Linked DNA regions of Homo sapiens: region 1 is linked to region 2. Evidence: read pairs that join two places in POLR2A ChIA-PET (ENCODE). Cell type or tissue: Panc1. All regions are shown on one strand. Each heading gives the region's core, and the rest is flanking DNA. Links, peaks and the distances in the headings are about the cores only.

Region 1 (5,963 bases), core at 2,357-4,856, 150 kb after region 2:
CAAAAAAAAAAAACCCACCACTGGCCGGGCGCGGTGGCTCATGCCTGTAATCCCAGCACTTTGGGAGGCCAAGGCGGGCGGATCACCTGAGGTCGGGAGTTCGAGACCAGCCTGACCAACATGGAGAAACCCCCATCTCTACTAAAAATACAAAATTAGCCGGGCATGGTGGCACATGCCTGTAATCCCAGCTACTAGGGAGGCTGAGGCAGGTGAATCGCTTGAACCTGGGAGGTGGAGGTTGTGGTGAGCTGAGATCCGCCACTGCCCTCCAGCCTGGGCAACAAGAGTGAAACTCCATCTCAAAAACAAAAAACAAAACAAAACAAAAAAACAAAAAACCCACAACAACCGCCACAATGTCAATATTTTGCTATCTTATTTAAGCTTTCTCCCTTCCTCCCTTTTTAGGCCATGATTGATAATTCACATATTTTTCATCTTGTGTTCACATAATCACTTAAAAATATATACGGATTTTTAAAAATGGAAGAAAGGAAAGACAGAAGAGAACAAAGGGAAAAGGAAATTTTTCCAACATAGTTCCTGGGAAATACCTAACATAGATTCACAATTAAGATGGCCAGCAGCATAACCGCAGGGACACAACACACACTGCCAAATGCTTGCAAAGGAGGAGCACTGTTATATAGAGTCTATACCATTGAATGACACTGAATGTTTATTAATTTGAAAATATCAGCCAATGGTTCCCAACTCTTTCAGGTATGAGAGTCTGTTATAATGTCAAATGGTATGCTGTCTTGCACAGTATAGTGAGATTTTGGTGGTTTTTAAGTTAGAGGGAAAAAAGAATGACATAAAACCACTATTCAGTAATGCTTTGAAATCAATGTGTATTTTATAAGCTCTCCTAGCCACCTTTCCCCTACATGCTCCATCCCATGCACAGCTCCCATGCAAAGCCTGCACAAATTTATGGGTTATCTGGAAAAAAATTCAGGGGGTATGTGTGTGTTTAAATTTTTCAAGAATGTCACTACTTAACTGCTAATGAAGTATTTCTTGGAGGGGCCTCTGGACCTTCTGCTGATTTACAAGGAGCAGCCTTCATTTGCATGCCAAAGGCATGCACTAATCCTGGGCATCAGCTGGCTCCCAGGAATGCATGCGTCCCACAATCCTGTTTATCCTGCTGGTTTATTTAGCAAAGCTTTTCTCAGAGAGTACAGGCCCCTATTTCAGGCCAGCCAACCTGATTATCCCAAATCCCTAATTAGTGTAATTAAAGCTTTAATGGATTGCAGCCGGGATATAAACCAGGCAAACCCTCTTTAAAACCCATTACTTGCGTATGCAGGAATGGTCCACAGCAGAGGGCTCCTTTTTGAGTGACTGAAGGTCCTGGACACCTCTGCACCCAACACCCGGGCCATTTTTGGTGACCAGGGAGCCTCTTTCACCAAGTTCGTGTATGCAAACCAAGCGGTTGTTCCCCCCACCCCAAGTATCCACTGAAGCAATGGGCATTTTCAGATGGGGTTACCTCTCAATCATTACTGCACCAGATGCTAGCCTCGTGGAGATTTTCCTTCTGTTATTGTGCCCTGGGAAATGAGACAAATACCCTAACTAAAATAATTCCAACCAACTAGGAGAATCTTGTCAGACCCTGCCGAGCACTCTTATATTAACCATGATGCACAGAATTGCTCAGAACTTTTCCAACAACCAAACACCGAAGAGCTACAGCTTTAAGCCAGATTTAATCCATAGCGTTTTTAGGTGTTCCCAACGGTGTGCAAACTAACCCCTTCTTAAAATGGCTCTGGAGAGCATTCACATTATCCAAGCTTCAGGTGGATATCTGGATGTTAATATTAAAGAAGGAATAAGGGCAAAAGATCTATGACTTTTAAAGTCTTTTTAGTATGTGATATGCTACGTGCTTTATCATTATTACCTTATTTAATCCTCATAACAGCTTGCAAGGGGTTATCAGTCCTATTTACAGATACAAAATTGAGCCTTGAGACATCAGGTAGTTTGCCCAAGGACCCACAGCTAATATCATGCCATAGGAAAGTTACAAAATGCTAAAAGTCTGTGTTGTTCAATACAGTAGCCATTAGCCATATGAAGCTATGAACACCTGAAATGTGGCTAGTACAGCCAAGGAATGAAATTTATAATTTTATTTAATTTTACTTAATTTAAGTAGCCACATATGGCTAAGGGCTACCATATTGAATAGAAACATAAAATTTCCACGATCACAGAAAGTCCTATTGAGCAGTGCTGTTACAACTGATAAGAGCTCCATCTGGATACGCTGGGTGTGAAATGGTGGTGGGATACTCAAGGATGTGGACAAACAGGTCAGTGATCTAGATTTGGGAGTCATCCACCCAGAGGAGAAAACTAAGGGAGCAAGCAGGGAAAAGGAGGCAAAGGTTGAGAAGAGAAACTTGGGGAATACCTGCAGTATAAATGGCAGGAGGAGAGACTGAGTAATGGGTCTCATATATTTTTTTCAGACAATATTTTTATGTTTTTAGATGAACATCTGGGGTACAAACATTATTTAAGAGTGAAGATCTGAAATGAAAAAGTACATTTATTTATTTGAGTGTTTTATGCAAAGACGTCCTCTCAAAGGCATAGCATTTATATCTTCCAGCTCAGAATGGGGGTGTACTGGGAGCTGAAAAATGTTAATAGAGGACATAAGCATCACGTGGCTTTTATGCAATAAGTAGCTCAAATTCCATTTCAATCTGTTCACAAACCCTCCTAAATAATGGGATCCCAACAATTTGCTGAAATAAAACTCTAACATTGGTACCCGCTGTGAAGGGTACTTTACAATAATTTTCACTTACACTTCTTTCAGTTGCCTGGGGGATTCTTTGTGATGTTAACTGACCTTGTATTTCTTACTGTGTAACCAAAAACACCTAGAGAAAAAGTCGACTCCTTTTCCTTATTGGAAGTGAAAAGTCTGCTCACAATGCAGGAATTTTACTTGGGTAAGACCTGAGACCAAACTGGGTTTTCTCTTGGAGAGGGTGAGAAAAATCTTGGGGCTAGTTTACCTCCATACTCTGCATCCTATCGAACGATAGGAGTCCGAAACTCTCACTGACTTCAGAAGAAAATTTTTCACCCACCCCTATAAATGGAGGTGGGTGATGCAGAGAGGGAGGAAGGAAGAGGGAATAGTGAGAAAGGTTATTAGAATGGGCTGTTAAGATTAAGGTTAAAATTAAAACAAAAACCTTGAAATTTAGAGTTCTGAAAAGCCAATTAAGACATTTCCAACTTTTTCCCCCCTATATAATTTACAATGGGGCTTGGGTGACTATTTACAGAACATGTGGCCCAGAGCATGTGGCCCTACAATGCAGAATTTGGAAAAGAGGAATTCTGGGAATTAAAATGCAGAAAGTGCACAAACAGAAGGCCAGAGTTGCCTATGACAGCTGGGAAAAGACTGGAGACGGCCAACACAAAGCTCCCTTTCCCCTGTCATCACTCGTGATGGTGGCAGATACTGTTTCCACTCACGGTGCTGATGATACAGCTGACTCTGGCCTCATTTACGCAATTAACCACACATTCTCTGTGTCCGTATCGCTCCCTCGGAGAACATGAGGTATTTGTGAGGAGACATTGTATCTTTCAGGATATCTGGGAGCTACTTAGTGGGTAATTCACTGAATGCTACCCCAGTGTCTTTGAAAGAGTTAATTCACCTCCTGAGGGCCTCCAGAATCTGCCTCCTCATTAGGCCTTATGGGACCAAAGGGAGGTCAATACAGAACAGCATACATTAAAAAAAAATTTATATACATTTTTTATATATGTATATACATAGATATTTATGTTTACATATTATATATGTATTTATATATATTATATATATATATTTGTGTGTGTGTGTGTAGCCAGATTGAGATTTTCTAACCATACAATGTGTTAAGAAAAGGGAGGAAGAAAAAAACAACAAAAGAACCAGAAGGCCATACCTTTTGGACAAGTAGGACAGCGAGAAGGGAGGTCTTCTCTAGGTCTGTCTCATCTCCGCTGTCTGTGGGCGGAAGAGGGTGGGGAACAAAGAGACCCCACGTGAACAGAGCTTGGTGGGAGGGGCGCTGCGGAGCTAAGTGGTCAGCACAGCTGCAGGAGGAGTGGAAACCCCTTGCTCTCTTTCACACTGAGTCAGAGCACACTGGGTCAAGCTTGCTCTTACCCTCTATTCCTTGACTGATTAACATCTCCAGAAGAAGAAAATCCAACCCACCTATGGGAGCCCTTGCAGATGCCTCATTTCTCTTGCATTCAGGCAGTGAGATACCTTGGCCATTTGCTTTCTGACCTACCTTCTTCTTACTATAATTGAAGTCTAATTTCTCTCTTTCACTCTTAGTGAGTTGTTACCTAGCAGGGGCTCTTAGCAGAGAAGCAAAGGTGGGACCTGCAGGCAAGCCCTGTATCCAGCTTTACCACGTGCTAGTTATATGCCTGTGATAAGCTTTTAACCTCTCTGAGCTTCAGTTTTCTTATCTGTAAATGGGGGTTTCATTGATGTGTTTCTTTATTTCCACAAGTTCTGAAAGCACGTAAGGTGGCTCTTCAGGATAAAGATTTAAAGCACAGTAAAATCGAATGAATAAGAGGGGCGGGAGAACTGAGAGAGAACAAATCTGGGGACAGAGCACAGGGGCAGGAGAAACAAAATGTGGAGAGAACCGCCTGCTATCTGTTTGCTATGTGGGTTGAAAATTTTTGAATACTTGTAAACTGGAAAGTTGAGTCAACAATGCAAGGAATTGCTCCTAATATTTTCAGATGCTGTAACTCCATTTCACAAGTAGTTATGGAGGTACCTGTACGTGGGCTGAGGGGACATGGAGATGGGGACAGGTTCTCTGCTCTTCAAATGCTGCTAACAGCCTGGAATAGGCACCTGAGGGAGGGCACAAAAAATTCTAAAGCCAACTGTGGGGAGTATGTTATGCACAGCGTGAGGCCCGAAGCAGAAGACCACTGTGTATGGTTGGGCCGGGGGCTGTACTTTGGTCCTGGATGTTAAAAACTACTGTGTGTGCTCGTCAACCCCAGCTTCTGTTTTGTTTAGGTTTATATAAATTGTGGCAACCTTTTGTTGCCTGACTGCATTCTGATTTTCTCATGCCTTCAGCAGGACTGCCAGGGAAGTAGCCCTCACATCCCTTACTAAAAATGGAAACTCCTGCTCACCAGCCAAGGACAAGAGTGCTGTGTGGCCAACATTTACCTTGCAATTGTTACTAGATCTCCCATATAGATATAGCACTTCTTCAGAAGCACAGGGCAACAGTTACCTTTCATTTCCACACAGGGGCCTCTCAGGATGCTACAGTAGATCGGTTCAGCCTTGACTCCATCTGATGCCCAATGTCCCTACAGGAAACAGCCTTCTGGATTTCACAAGCCATGCACTGGGCTCCTCTGTTCTAGAACCTCCCTCTAGTGTGCTCATAGGACCTAGTTTATTCATGGCAGTAACCAGAGCGCCATTTACTTTATGTAAAGGATTTTAGCTGGTGAAGAAATGAGCCCCAGCCCTTAGGCGAGGATTAGACCCAGCCTCAGCAACCAATAAGATGGCAACCACCAGCCATTTTAGCTACAAATTACTGTTAAGAGTTTACTATGAGGATGATTCCTTCAAGCAGGCCCTATTAAAAAAATAATCACCATCTGCTAGACTCCCTTCTTTATTAAACTGGTCATTAATTACTGGTAACAACTAATTTTGTCTGGATTTTATTGAGTAATTATAAAATAAACAGGGAGGAGCTCAAGCTTCCTGCCTTGCTGAAGGCAGGAATTCTTTATAATGCTATGTTTCAAAAGGGGGCTGTAATAAATCACCAAATTCCATTTAATATGGTAATTATAATTTGCAAAATTCATCCTTCCTGTGGTTAACGAGTGCCTTCTTTCAGCTTAGCTCA
Region 2 (5,963 bases), core at 1,768-4,267:
GTAGTTTATCTTTTAATAGCCTTTTTTAGATAATAAAATTTAGGTGTGTATTGGAACCGGTTTTGTTACATTTAAAACTTCTTTCCTGAAAGCTGTTGGTTTATTTTTAGTCATTTTTATTGTGATTGGTTTCCCCTTAAAAAATAAGTTAACTGCCAGGTTAACTTATTTTTTAAGTGGTGACTCACACCTGTAATCTCAGCTGTTTGGGAGGTTGAGGCAGGTGGATGGCTTGTGACCAGGAGTTAAGAGACCAGTGTGGGCAACATAGTGAGACTCCATCTGTTGAAAAAAATTTATTCAATTTGTTATAGTGACTATTGCTTTTGTTTATTAGGGACTTAGGAGTAAGTTTAAAAGTGGTTAAAAAGTAGAGAAAAGCATCCAGTTTATTTCTGTTAATACTTTAAAAACATTTTTGGGCCAGACATGGTGGCTCACACTTCTAATGTTAACATTTTGTGAGGCCAAGGAGGATGGATTGCATGAGCCCAGGAATTTGAGACCAGCCTGGGCAATTTGGCAAAACTTCATCTCTACAAAAAATACCCCCAAAATTAGCCAGGCATGGTGGTGTACACCTAAAGTCCCAGCTACTTGAGAGGCTGAGGTGGGGAGGATCACTTGAGCCCAGGAGGCTGGGGTTGCGGTGAGCCGAGATTGTACCACTTCACTCCAGACTTGGCGACAGAGTGAGAACCTGTCTCAAAAATTCATGGGCACTAAGCCTAAATGCAATATGTTTTACAAGTTTCTGAAAATTCAACAGTTCATTTTTATTTTGAATTTTGAAATTCAGAAATAAAAGCATCTCCGTGCCTAGAACTTTTTTGTTATATAAGGAAGTCAGGGAAAGCTTAGTCATTGAATATTAGAGTTATAGAAGGGCTTTCAAGCATAATGCAAATCACTTTGCTCATTTTGTGGATGAGTAATGAGAATCCTGAAATGCAAAACCCAAAACATCTAACAATACCTAAACGTGATTGTTTTCCTAAATGAACCCTTATTTATTTATTATAATCTTGTTGAATACTAAAGGCACAGTCTGTAAAATTTGACTCGAAAATTTAGTTTTCACTTTTTCCCATTTTATTTTCAGTATCCATCTGACAAGTTTTTCCAGGCAGCTTTAAATTGCAGCTCTGAATAATTATGTCTATCTCAAATGGTTTTGAACCATATTTTTTAGCAGTTTATTTTAGTGAAGTTTTTGTTTTTTAAAGAATCAGACCTTGAGGCCGGGCACGGTGGCTCACACCTGTAATCCCAGCACTTTGGGAGGCCGGGGCGGGTGGATTACCTGAGGATAGGAATTCAAGACCAGTCTTGCCAACATGGTGAAACCCCGTCTCCACTAAAATACAAAAGAATTCGCTGGGCGTGATGGCGTGTGCCTGTAATTCCAGCTACTCGGGAGGCTGACGCAGGGGAATTGCTTGAAGCAGGGAGGTGGAGGTTGCAGTAAGCTGAGATCAGGCCACTGCACTCCAGCCTGGGTGACAGAGCGAGACTCTGTCTCAAAAAAAAAAAAAGAATCAGACCTTGAATACCTAGTTTGTACAGTTTCTAATGTCTTGATGCCAGAGCTGATTAATTATGCTATATATTTGTTTTCTAGTTAAGCTTTTAAATAAGCCTAGTGGCTATTTGGAAGTTGGTATGAATTAGTAAGTTTTTAGTAGCTATTAGGAGGGTGGATTTTTAAAATCTTTAAAAATGTATGTTGCCAGATACATGTCTATGATATTTATTTAAACTTTGTATTTTGAAGTAATTTTAGATGTAAAGAAAACTTGCAAAAGTAGTACACAGAATTTCTGTATGCCCTTTGCCCATCTTCGTGTCATGTGAGCATCTTACATGACCATGGTACATTTATTTAAGAAACCAATAGTTTAACAGTGGTACAGTACTATTGACTAAAGTACAAACCTTACTCAGATTTCACCAGTGTTTCCATTACTGTTCTTTTTCTGTTCTTAGATCCAGTCTTTAATTCCTCTTTGTATTTAATTGTCATGTTGTCTTAGTCTCCTTGGTTTCCTCCTTATCTTTCATAACCTTTACTTTCTTGTGAAGTACTGTTAGCATTTTGTGGTGTTGTTTGTTTTGGTAGCTTGTCTCTCATCTTGGTTTTGCTCGATGTTTTCTCATGATTAGATTGAAGTTATGCATTTTTGGGAAGAATGCCATAGAAACAGTATTGTACCTTTCTCAGTACATTTTATCAGGGAGTATGTGATGTCCATACATCTTATTACTGGTTATAATAATCTTGATTGCTTGTTTAAGATTGTGTCTTCTGGATTTCTCCACTGTAAATAAAGTTATTATTTTTTTCCCTTGTAATTAATGAATATTATGAGGGAGCTACTTTGAGACTGTGGAAATATCTTGTTTCTCCTCATATTTTCAGCCACTAATTTTAGTATCCCTCTGTGCATCTTGCCTACGATTATTGTGGTGTTTGCCTAATGAAGTTCATTACTTGTATATTTATTAGTTGATCATTACGTTAGAAAGAATTTTCTTCTTCTCCATGGAATCATTAATTTCTTCTGTGAAATAAAGTCTAATACCATATTTTTTTTGTTACTTAAATTGTTTCAGCTTTAGCCATTTGGAGCTTTTCAAGTGGGCTCCTGTATTTTTTTTTGACATGCTCCACCCCTCTCTTAATTCCTTTTTGTGGACTGCTACTTTGCTTTAAAGCGCCACAAGAATTTCTCTTATCTTATAGATTGTCTGCCTCTCCTCTCTGTTTTTTTTTTTTTTTTTTTTTTTTGAGGCGGAGTCTCACTCTGTCGCTCAGGCTGGAGTGCAGTGGCACCATCATGGTTCATTGCAGTCTTGACCTCCTGGGCTCAAGCGATCCTCCCGCTTCAGCCTCCCTAGTAGCTGGGACTGCAGGTACATGCCATCACACCTGGCAAATTTTTGTATTTTTTGTAGTGACAGGGTTTCACCATGTTGGCCAGGCTGGTCTCTAACTCCAGGTGGGCTCAAGCGAATCTGCCCACCTTGGCCTTCCAAAGTGCTGGGATTACAGGCATGAGCCACCGCACTGGGTCCTAAAGCTTATTTTTACCATACTGCACTAGCAGACCTCATCTTTTCTGCCTTCATATAGTTCACATGTGCAGCATATTACTTTAGTTAATATCTCTTATTTACATGTAATGAATGTCAAATTGGAGGGAAGATTTCTCTAAATGACATATTCCCACCCCCACTCCCAGTCCTCAGTAGACTTTTATATTGGTTCTTCCCTTGCTCCTCCTCCAGCCTCTTTCCCATTGTAAAGTATATACTTGCCTGTCCTAAATGAGTGGGTTTTGCCCTAGTGAAGATACAAGGGGAAAGGATATTCTGGGAATATAAGCTTAAACCTAAGAGAAGAAAAAATTTAACTTTGAGTAGGAAGGAAGAATCTAGTTTTGATAATTTGCGAAAGGAGGAAGGACATATCCCAGATTCTTGTCAAGAACAGTGTGGGGAATGAGACATGGCAAGTATTGTTAAATTGAAATAACATGAATTTTATAATAGGAAGTTTAATAATTTTGTTTGTTAACTTCCTCTTAGGATATTACCTTCCAAATGATGATGGAGAATTTTATCAGTTCTGTTACGTTACCCATAAGGGTGAAATTCGTGGAGCAAGTACACCTTTCCAGTTTCGAGCTTCTTCTCCAGTTGAAGAGCTGCTTACTATGGAAGATGAAGGAAATTCTGACATGTTAGTGGTGACCACAAAAGCAGGCCTTCTTGAGGTTGGTGTTCACAGTGAGATAGTGATTCATTGATAATTTTAAGAACAGAGCTCATGTTGGTTGGCATTTTAAGAATTTTAAGGTTATGTGAGAGTTGCCACAAAAATCGAATGCTTTGGCTGGGCGCAGTGGCTCACGCCTGTAATCCCGGCACTCTGGGAGGCCGAGGCAGGCAGATCACGATGTCAGGATATCGAGACCATCCTGGCTAACACGGTGTAACTCTGTCTCTACTAAGAATACAAAAAATTAGACGGGCGTGGTGGCAGGCACCTGTAGTCCCAGCTACTCGGGAGGCTGAAGCAGGAGAATGGCATGAACCCGGGAGGCAGAGCTTGCAGTGAGCCAAGATCGTGCCACTGCACTCCAGCCTGGGCGACAGAGCGAGACTCCGTATCAAAAAAAAAAAAAAAAAAAAAAAAAAAAAAAAAAAAAAAAAAAAAATCGAATGCTTTTTAACTAAAATAATAAATTTAGAGTGTCTTTTTTTGAAATGCTTAAAAAAATCTTTTGGCCACAATTATGCTGTTGGTTCCACTGTGGCAGAGACTTTCCCTAGGGCCTATCCTTATTTTGCGCATAGTGGATAGTGCAGTAAGTACCAATTGGGAGAGTTTAGGTCTAAAGCTTTCCTTATGTTCCTTTGCCTAACTTTTTGTGGTGGCGTAATCAGTTCATTGTAGAATGTTACCGATTTGGGGATGAAGCTGCTTGGGATAATGGTGTAAATCAATAAATCTAACTGTAATTGGATGTGAACTTTGTTTCACTACCATGAGCATTCTCTTTCTAAAGTGTGGCAGTGAGTCAGGGGAGCTTCCCAGTCTCTTAATTTAGATTGGACATTTTTAGAATGATTCCTGTTGTACTTCTGATGAAATGAATAAGCCTAGATTAACCATAATTTAAAAAGAAAATTTAAAAAGCTATTTACTCCTTACTGTTTTTGTAAATAGAATATTGTGGAGTCATGATCATGGCTTTAATATAAATTTACTATGTAGATGGTCTAATAATGCCTTGTGTATTAATTTTTAGTAGTCATTGACAGAAAAAATAGAGTGACATTCTTTTCTCATTTTAAGATCACATTTTTCAATATCTTTATCCTATACCTAAAAAACTACAGTGTTATATTTGAGTTATTGTGATTAATTGTATATAGTGCCCTCTATTATAATAATAAGAAAAATAGTTTCTCAAATTGGTTCAGTATACATTTTTGGCTAATTTATATTCATATTTCTTCTATTGCAGCTATTGCTTTTTCTTTATAGTTGGATAGATTTTTTTAACATGTAAATATTTAATACCTTTGATTTTACTTTTATTTACCTCAAAGAACTGAGACTGGAGTAAAAAGACAAGAGGTTACAGATAGAATACTTTTATTAGACAGTCAAACTAGGTTAGGAGGAACTAATGATTTTTTATTGTGAATTCTTTCATATCTTTCCTTCCCCTTTACAGAAATTCCTCTCTTATCTTAAAGAAATGTAACTTTTATAGGGTGACTAAAACATTTTGTGGTGCAACTGCCTGATGATCAAGGTTTTTAGCTTTGTATTTGAATGCCAGTCAAAGATGCTGAAACAAACCCAGATCTTAAGAATGCAGTCAGTATTTATATTGTAGCTTTTTGAATACTTATTAGACCACCCTCATTTCAGGGCCTCCAACAGAAAAGTGATGGGCATTTTGGCATTCACATTTATCTTGTACTTTTTCTTCAAGTAGATTGAGACATATCTCATTCTGTTTCACTCCTTCCTACTCCACAAAGGGTACTTTATAAAGAATGTGAAAATTGCTGTTTCTTAAGTAAATATTTCTGAGATTAAATGTTTTTTTAACAAATATTTTGGTGAGTCTTTAAAATTCTCACATTCATTAAAATCTTTATCTAAAACTGCACAAAATTATTACAAATGTGAGACATTATCTGGGGTCCTGTTGACATTAAAAGTGATTAGTGAGACATAATTTTGCAATCTGTGGACCTTGATTGTGTCCTAGATTTAAAAAAAAACTGGGGGGATAGTGAGGGATATTTGACTATGGCCTATTGGAGGATATAAAATTATTCTTAATATTCTTAGCTATAATAATAGTGGTGGTTTAAAGCCAACTGTCCTTATTAGGTGATGCTTGCTCTGAAGTATTTAGGAGTGAAGTGTCTGCAATTTC

Evidence for each region. Peaks named below come from ENCODE experiments on the same cell type or tissue, not always from the same donor. Only the 100,000 strongest peaks of a DNase experiment are listed, where the experiment ranks them.
Region 1: POLR2A ChIA-PET joins it to region 2 with 5 read pairs; 6 of 35 experiments call an interaction of 5 or more read pairs at or near these places.

What each region holds. Positions count from the first base shown.
Region 1 is chr7:27,909,403-27,915,365 of GRCh38, forward strand. The region is part of intron 2 of JAZF1 (JAZF zinc finger 1); the gene reads right to left. Among named protein-coding and RNA genes, the nearest start is that of TAX1BP1-AS1, 170 kb to the left of the region's middle. In Panc1, for the core only: no CTCF peak of the experiment used is centred there; no DNase peak of the experiment used is centred there.
Region 2 is chr7:27,762,246-27,768,208 of GRCh38, forward strand. It overlaps TAX1BP1 (Tax1 binding protein 1), which reads left to right. Exons shown (of 17, transcript NM_006024.7): 4 at 3,589-3,776. Among named protein-coding and RNA genes, the nearest start is that of TAX1BP1-AS1, 25 kb to the left of the region's middle. In Panc1, for the core only: no CTCF peak of the experiment used is centred there; no DNase peak of the experiment used is centred there; H3K27ac peaks cover 461 bases.